2 separate regions of the Homo sapiens genome follow, and region 1 is linked to region 2. The links are chromatin contacts, found by Hi-C or POLR2A ChIA-PET in ENCODE. All regions are on one chromosome and are shown on one strand. The core of a region is the stretch at or near the end of the contact, and the rest is flanking DNA. Distances in the headings are between cores, read along the strand shown. Region 1 overlaps CBLC (Cbl proto-oncogene C). Region 2 holds the start of APOC1 (apolipoprotein C1).

What was found. Hi-C counts contacts between places; a loop is a spot of excess contacts on that map. ChIA-PET counts read pairs that join two places held with the same protein, here RNA polymerase II (POLR2A). Pooled maps may share reads with other maps.
Region 1: a pooled map shows a loop between it and region 2 (2.2-fold over the local background). The contact joins the enhancer-like site here to the promoter of APOC1 in region 2. A Hi-C loop is called at or near these places in 2 of 50 pooled maps. POLR2A ChIA-PET finds 5 or more read pairs at or near these places in 6 of 52 experiments (H1, HEK293, HepG2 and 3 more).

The regions. Positions count from the first base shown.
Region 1 is chr19:44,799,369-44,803,484 of GRCh38, reverse strand. It overlaps CBLC (Cbl proto-oncogene C), which reads right to left. Exons shown (of 11, transcript NM_012116.4): 10 at 3,035-3,104; 11 at 2,833-2,934. The coding sequence ends at 3,042. Among named protein-coding and RNA genes, the nearest start is that of BCAM, 7.7 kb to the left of the region's middle. RefSeq lists an enhancer at 2,998-3,047. Within about 2 kb of position 2,849, at least 4 of the 41 ENCODE cell types and tissues checked have a DNase peak (open chromatin) inside an H3K27ac peak, as active enhancers do.
Region 2 is chr19:44,912,012-44,916,303 of GRCh38, reverse strand. It overlaps APOC1 (apolipoprotein C1), which reads right to left and starts at 1,696. Exons shown (of 4, transcript NM_001645.5): 1 at 1,571-1,696; 2 at 1,355-1,432; 3 at 1-114. The coding sequence starts at 1,412. RefSeq lists enhancers at 625-1,382, 1,383-2,142, 2,901-3,660 and a promoter at 1,557-2,683.

The sequences.
Region 1 (4,116 bases), core at 1,600-4,099, 110 kb after region 2:
CTTGCCTCAGTCTCCCGAGTAGCTGGGATTACAGGTGCCCGCCACCATGCCTGGCTAATTTTTGTATTTTTAGTACAGACGGGGTTTCACCATGTTGGGGTGAAAGTATAGACGGGGTTTCACTCCTGACCTCAGATGATCCACCTGCCTCGGCCTCCCAAAGTGCTGGGATTACAGCTGTGAGCCACTGCGCCCGGCCCTGATACATTCTTTCAAGCCTCCTGTCCATTGGAATACTTTTTCATCATTTAAAAAATTTTCTTTTCTTTTTTGAGACAGGGTCTTGCCATGTTGCCCAGGCTGGAGTGCAGTGGTGCAATCTCGGCTCACTGAAGCCTTGACCTCCCAGGCTCAAGCCATCCTCCCACCTCAGCCTCCTGAGTAGCTAGGACTTACAGGCATGTGCCACCATGCCTGGCTAATTTTTCCAAAATTTTTTGTGGAGATGGAGTTTCATCACGTTGCTCAGGCTGTTCTCAAACTTCTGAGCTCAAGCATCCCGCCTGCCTCAGTCTCCCAAAGTGCTGGGATTACAGGCATGAGCCACCACGTCTGGCCTCATCATCTTTTAAGTATCAGCTCAGACATCGCCTCCTCCTGGAAGCACTCCCTGACCTCCCAGGCTGAGTCAGGTGCCCACTCTGGGTTCCTGTAGCCCCCTGGGATTCCCTACCCCAGCCATGCCCACTCTGGGTCATCACTGTCTAGGGACAGGTCTCTTTCCTCTAGTGGAAGGTGAGCCCTAGTGGGGCAGTGATCACTGCTTCCTGGTCAGCATTGCTCAGCCCAGCGCTGGGCACAGGGCAAGGTCTCCGGGAATGGGGCAATTTAAACAAGGTGGAGGGAGGCTTGGGCCACTCCAAGATGAATCATGAGGTGGTATCTCTTCTTCCTCAGCAAGATTTAGACTGGAAGTTAGCAGTTACTCTGGGAGAAAGATGTCAGAGAGGAATGAAGGACAGAGAGAGGGATGAGCACAGACCGTGGCAAGGCAAGGTGGATAACCATCAGGGAAATGTGTGGTCCTTTTGACCAGGGACTTAACCTGGATATCTGGGTCTAGGTCCAGGGATTTTTTTTGCCATGATGAAGCAGGAGGGTTGGATGCCCGATTCTCAGAAAACTTGGGATTCTGGACTTCTAAATCCTGAGAGCAGGACTCCTGGGTATCACAGAGAAGGCTGGGGGCCCAGTTTCTTTTTTTTTTTTTTCTTTTTTTAAGACAGGATCTCGGTCTGTCACCCAGGCTGGATTGCTGTGGCACAATCACAGCTCCCTGCAACCTCAGCTTCCTAGGCTCAGTCTTTCCCACTTGGCCTCCCAAAGCCTTGGAATTACAAGCGTGCGCCACCGTGCCTGGCCCCAGATTCCATTTGAAGATCTGAGGGTGGAGGGGCTGGGGACCTGGACTCCTGGGTCTGAGGGAGGAGGGGCTGGGGCCTGGACTCCTGGGTCTGAGGGAGAAGGGGTTGGGGGTCTGGACTCCTGGGTCTGAGGGAGGAGGGGCTGGGGCCTGGACTCCTGGGTCTGAGGGAGAAGGGGTTGGGGGTCTGGACTCCTGGGTCTGAGGGAGGAGGGGCTGGGGCCTGGACTCCTAGGTCTGAGGGAGGAGGGGCTGGGGCCTGGACTCCTGGGTCTGAGGGAGGAGGGGCTGCAGTATGGACTACTGGGTCTGAGGAAGGAGGGGCTGCAGTATGGACTCCTGGGTCTGAGGGAGGAGGGGCTGCAGTATGGACTCCTGGGTCTGAGGGAGGAGGGGCTGGAGTATGGACTCCTGGGTCTGAGGGAGGAGGGGCTGCAGTATGGACTCCTGGGTCTGAGGGAGGAGGGGCTGGGGCCTGGACTCCTGGGTCTGAGGGAGAAGGGGCTGCAGTATGGACTCCTGGGTCTGAGGAAGGAGGGGCTGCAGTATGGACTCCTGGGTCTGAGGGAGAAGGGGCTGCAGTATGGACTCCTGGGTCTGAGGGAGGAGGGGCTGGAGTATGGACTCCTGGGTCTGAGGGAGGAGGGGCTGCAGTATGGACTCCTGGGTCTGAGGGAGGAGGGGCTGGGGCCTGGACTCCTGGGTCTGAGGGAGAAGGGGCTGCAGTATGGACTCCTGGGTCTGAGGAAGGAGGGGCTGCAGTATGGACTCCTGGGTCTGAGGGAGGAGGGGCTGGAGTATGGACTCCTGGGTCTGAGGGAGGAGGGGCTGCAGTATGGACTCCTGGGTCTGAGGGAGGAGGGGCTGGGGCCTGGACTCCTGGGTCTGAGGGAGAAGGGGCTGCAGTATGGACTCCTGGGTCTGAGGGAGGAGGGGCTGGAGTATGGACTCCTGGGTCTGAGGGAGGAGGGGCTGCAGTATGGACTCCTGGGTCTGAGGGAGGAGGGGCTGGGGCCTGGACTCCTGGGTCTGAGGGAGAAGGGGCTGCAGTATGGATTCCTGGGTCTGAGGAAGGAGGGGCTGCAGTATGGACTCCTGGGTCTGAGGGAGGAGGGGCTGCAGTATGGACTCCTGGGTCTGAGGGAGGAGGGGCTGGAGTATGGACTCCTGGGTCTGAGGAAGGAGGGGCTGCAGTATGGACTCCTGGGTCTGAGGGAGGAGGGGCTGGAGTATGGACTCCTGGGTCTGAGGGAGGAGGGGCTGGAGTATGGACTCCTGGGTCTGAGGGAGGAGGGGCTGCAGTATGGACTCCTGGGTCTGAGGGAGGAGGGGCTGGAGTATGGACTCCTGAGTCTGAGGGAGGAGGGGCTGGGGCCTGGACTCCTGTTGTTCAGGTGGGGACCAGGCCTGGGGACGGCCCTTTCCCAGTGCCTGCTGCCCTCTGCTGCCCCCTGCTGGCCACTGCACTCTTCCTTTGCACCCTGGAGGACAGACCAGGCTTGGCAGTTTATTTCGGTTTCACAACCCCCTTCCAGCCCTTGGGGCTCCCTTGAGCAGCACATCTGGGTGCCCTGTAGGCGGAGAGAGGGGTGGGTTAGATGAGGTCACCTCCAGGTGGAGGAGGGTGGAGTGGGGTGGAGTGGGCCAGGGAGGGTTAGGGAATGGACTCACCTGGCCTTCAGGCCGGGGCAGGGTCCTGGGGTCCCAGCGCAGCTGGAGGGGAGTTCCCCTTTAGGAGTCTCTGCAATGGAGATATTTTGAGAGGGCGGTTGATTCCCGGCATCCAATCTTTCCCTCTGCCCCTCTTCCCTGTCCCCTTTGTCTTAGACCTGGGAGTCCCAGACCACCTGGGGGCTGGAGGTGGCTTCCTGCGCGGCTGAGGCCACAGCCTTAATTCTTGGCAAGAGAAGAGGGGCCCGAAGTCTGGGGAGGGCCAAAAGTGCCTGGGGGGAGGAGATGAAGAAATGTCTCTGCTAGGCTGCAGCCTGGGTGGACGTCCTTTCACAGGCCCTGGACAGGGGTGACACAGTGGTGGCGGCCACCATCTGACAGGACCTTTGGCCTTGTCCCTAGTCCATGCTGCCTTTTCCCTCTCACCTCTAACTCGTGTAGGATGAAGTTTCAGTTTGTCTGTCCGCCTGTCCATCCATGTGTCCACCCTTCTGCTCACTTGTGTGCCCCACAGACAGTTCCCAAGCCTCTCCAGTGGGTCAGGCCCTTTCTTTCTTTTATTCTCTTTTCCTTTTCTCTTTCTTTTTTCTTCTTTTTCTTTCTTTTCTTTTCTTTCTTTCTTCTTTCTCTCTCGCTCTCTCCTTCCTTCCTTCTTTCTTTTTTCTCTTTCCCTCCCTCCCTTTCTTTCTTTTTCTATTTCTCTCTCTTTCCTTTCTCTCTCCCTCCTTCTTTCTCTCCCTTTCTTTCTCTCTCTCTTTCTTTACTTTTCTTTCTTTTTTAAAAACAACAACAACAACAACAACAAACCGAAAAAACAGGGGCCACGCGCGGTGGCTCACACCCGTAATCCCAGCACTTTGGGAGGCCGAGGTGGGTGGATCACCTGAGGTCAGGAGTTTGAGACCAGCCTGGCCAATATGGTGAAACCCTGTCTCTATGAAAAATACGAAATTAGCCAGGGGTGGTGGCACATTCCTGTAATTCCAGCTACTTGGGAGGCTGAGGCAGGAGAATCGTTTGAACCCAGGAGGTGGGGATTGCCATAAGCCAAGATTGCACCACTGCACTCCAGCCTGGGCAAC
Region 2 (4,292 bases), core at 447-2,946:
TCTGTTTGATGCGGCTGATGAGTTCCCGAGCCTTGTCCTCCAGTGTGTTTCCAAACTCCTTCAGCTTATCCAAGGCACTGGAGACGTCTGGGGTCCCCTGGGCTGGGGCTGGGCCTGCCAGGAAGATGGGCAGGGGTTCAAAATTTGTTTTTTTTTTTTTTTTTTTGGAGATGGAGTCTTGCTCTGTAGCCCAAGCTGGAGTGCAGTGGCATGATCTCGGCCTACTGCAACCACCACCTCCCGGGTTCAAGCAGTTCTCCTGCCTCAGCCTCCCAAGTAGCTGGGATTACAGGTGTGCACCACCACACCCAGCTATTTTTGTTTTGTTTTGTTTTGAGACGGAGTCTTGCTGTGTCAGCCAGGCTGGAGTGCAGTGGTATGATCTCGGCTCACTGCAACCTCCGCCTCCCGGGTTCAAGTGATTCTCCTGCCTCAGCCTCCCGAGTAGCTGGGCCTACAGGCGCGTGCCTCCACACCTGGCTAATTTTTTTGTATTTTTAGTAGAGACGAAGTTTCACCATGTTGGCCAGGCTGGTTTCGAACTCCTGACCTCAAGTGATCTGCCCGCCTCGGCCTCCCAAAGTGCTGGGATTACAGGCATGAGCCACCCTGCCCGGCCAAAAATTTGTTATTGGAACCCCCTTAGGTTGGGATACCGGGATGGATAGAGATCCTTGGGGATCATGTGGTTAGAATGGGGAGGAATGGCCGGACGCGGTGGCTCACGCCTGTAATCCCAGCACTTTGGGAGGTCGAGGCAGGCGGATCACAAAGTCAGGAGATCGAGACCACGGTGAAACCCTGTCTCTACTGAAAATACAAAAAATTAGCCGGGCGCGGTGGCGGGCGCCTGTAGTCCTGCTGAGGCAGGAGAATGGCGTGAACCAGGGAGGCGGAGCTTGCAGTGAGCCGAGATCGCGCCACTGCACTCCAGCCTCGGCGACAGAGCGAGACTCCGTCTCAAGAGAAAAAAAAAAAAAAAAAAAAAGAATGGGGAGGAATACTGGAGTGACCTGGTGGGGCTCAAGCTGCTGGGAATTGCCTTACTCAGCACTGACCTCTCCCAGAGCCCCCCACCCAGCTTACCCACTTTCAAGGCTGTCGAAGCAGGACAGCCAATCCCAGAGGTGTGGGCCTCAATACGTCATCGGTTGCTAGTGCTCTCCTGCGCAGATTTGGCGCCTGCGGGACTGAGCCTGGGAGAACCTGGAGACCCACCCGACCACGATGAGGCAACCACGACCCAGAAGGGGCCCCGGAGCTCTCAGAGGTCCTCTAAGCCGGGACCCCAGGCCTGTAGCCACCTTCACTCTTCCAAATCTCCAACTCCGCAATTCTCCCATCCCACTTTTACCTTCCAAGACGATCGACAGAACCACCACCAGGACCGGGAGCGACAGGAAGAGCCTCATGGCGAGGCCGGAGGGGCACTCTGGAGGCAGAGGCAGGGGTTCAGGGGATCAGTGGCACCCTCCTCCCTCCCTACCTCCCTCCCACGATCCCCTCATCTCCCTTTTTGAGTTTCTTGCAGAGTGTAGGCGGGTGTCCCTCCCAGGCACTCAGCACCAACCTGAATCCTTGCTGGAGGGCTTGGTTGGGAGGTCCTGTCCTGCCCGCAGGACCTTTATCAGGCTGGGGAGGGGGCGGGGCAGGTTGATGTTGATCTCCCTCCTCCTGAGCCTTCCCCTGACCGCCTGCCTCCCTCTGTCCACCCACGTTTTTCTCCTCTGCCCCTGTCCCGTGAGCGTTGGGGTCAGGTGGGGTCCCGGGCACTTCCCTTAGCCCCAAAGCCCCTCCCCGTTCAGCACTCTCACCTCTCAATCTTCCTGACTCTGTGGGGTCCTCAGACCACCTTAGTCCCTTTCCCCACTCAGAATGTAGCAGGAGGAGCCGCAGACAAAATTCCTCAGACGCTGAGTTAAGGAAGGGGTTTATTCGTTCGGGGAATGGGCAAGATTCCTGTCTCAAGAGCCGAGCTCCCCGAGTGAGCAATCCCTGTTCCTTTTAAGGGCTCACAACTCTAAGTGGGTGCACGTGAGAGGGTCGTGATCGATTGAACAAGCAGGGGATGCGTGACTGGGGGCTGCATGCACCGGTAATTAGATCGGAACAAAACAGAATAGGGATTTTCACAGTGCTTTTCTATACAATGTCTGTAATCTATAGATAACCTAACGGATTAGGTCAGGGGTCAATCTTTAACCACCAGGCCCAGGGTGTGGCGCGGGCTGTCTGCTTGTGGATTTCATTTCTGCCTTTTAGTTTTTACTTTTTCTTTCTTTGGAGGCAGAAATTGGGCATAAGACAATATGAGGGGTGGTCTCCTCCCTTAAGAAGACAGCCTTGTCCTGTCCCTGTGGCCATCTTCCCTCAGGGGTCTCCCAGTAATAACCCTGTGATCTCATCCCCCCCTCATTCACACCGTGTCCCTAGATCACCTCTTTCCCTCACTTCCCCTCTCTCAGCAAGCCTCCTCAGCCCCAACAACTTTTCCTTTATGTTGCTGGGTCTCCCAGTTGGCCCGGCGCTCCTACCCTGCGTGCCACCTCCAATTTATTCCAGACCAGCCCTTGAAGCACCCCAGACCACCGTGATATTCTCTGGGCTCTTAACTTCATGGTTCTCAGTCTCCCTTTTTTGGGAGGGGAACGGGTCGCCTTAGCTGGATGACACTGCAAAAACCTCACCTGCATTAGCCAGGCATGGTGGCTCATGCCTGTAATCCCAGCACTTTGGGAAGCTGAAGAGGGAGGATCACTTGAGCCTGGGAGTTCGAGACCAGCCTGGGCAATATAGGGAGACCTCATCTCTACAAAAAAGTTCAAAAATTAGCCGAGCGTGGTGGCGCATGCCTGTAGTCCCAGCTACTCAAGAGGCTGAGGTAGGAAGATTGCTTGAGCCCAGGAGTTCGAGGCTGCAGTGAGCTGTGATTGTGCCACTGCACTCCAGCCTGGTGGGACAGAGACCCCATCTCAAAAAATTAAAACCCTCAGCTGCAAAGCTCTGCGTGTATGTCCCTTCTTCCCTTCCACCGGGCCTCACCCCCTTTGGCTGGCTACCTCCCCCAAACACTCTATCTGCTTTTATTCACCCTCTGACGCCCCTCCTGGCACCAAGCCTGCTTCCCACCATCACTACATCCGTCCCCCAAGGCTGGAGTCCAATGCCTTCCCCACCAGCTGCCTTTGACCGCCAGTGACCCTGGCAGCTGGTGGGGAGGGTGTCCTCCGCCTAGCCTCAGACTCTAGGTTGGCTGGCCTTGTGCCCCCGCAACCACGTGTCAGCCTGGCAGTAGGGGGATGGTTGTGAAAAGGACAGCATAGACAAGACCCTGGCAGGATTGCAACATCCCTCTGGCCAGCTCAGAGCTTCCAGTCCCTGTCAGCCCCAGGGGCCCCCCTACTTCCCCAACTAAGCCCAGCACCCCCCAAACATCCACCCAGATGTCTGCTTCCCAGACCCCACAAGAATAGCATAACAATGCTCCTGCTTTTCCAACCTCATCCTCCCCTCTGCTATAGGGGTTTCTCTTTAATAGATGGGGAAACTGTCGCATAACCAAGAACATCCAGTAGGGCTCAGCGAGGGGCAAAGATGGGGGCTACTGGCTGGTTGCAGTGGCTCACGCCTGTATTCCCAGAACTTTGGGAGGCCAAGGTGGGCGGAGCACTTGAGGTCAGGAGTTCGAGACCTGCCTGGCCAACATGGTGAAACTCCGTCTCTACCAAAAATTCAAAAATTATCCAGGCATGGTGGTGTGCACCTGTGGTCCCAGCTACTCAGGAGGCTGAGGCAGGAGAGTCGTTTGAACCCATGAGGTGGAGGTTGCAGTGAGCCAAGATTGTGCCACTGCACTCCAGCTTGGGTGACAGAGTGAGACTCCGTCTCAAAAACATAAAAAAAATTTAAAAAAGGGGGCTCTTTGTCCTTCTCCTTCCCAGGCTCCAGGATGTCTCTGTGGATGGTTGCTGGGTCAGCTCCTGTCCCATACGACTCCCTGCCAGCCTTTGTTCTGGAACCTCCTTCCCATCCTTGTCCCACCTCTGGATCTGACTGGGGATGTGGTGAGATAGGGCACCCTGTCTGCTTAGACATCTTCATAGGTTGGTGGGGCGTGGTGGCTCACACCTGTAATCCAACTACTTTGGGAAGCTTTGGCAGGAGGATCTGCTTGAGCCCAAGAGTTTGAGATCAGCCTGGGCAACATAGTAAGACCCCATCTCTACAAAAAAGTTTAAAATATGGCCAGGCATGGTGGCTCACTCCTGTAATCCCAGTGCTTTGGGAGGCCG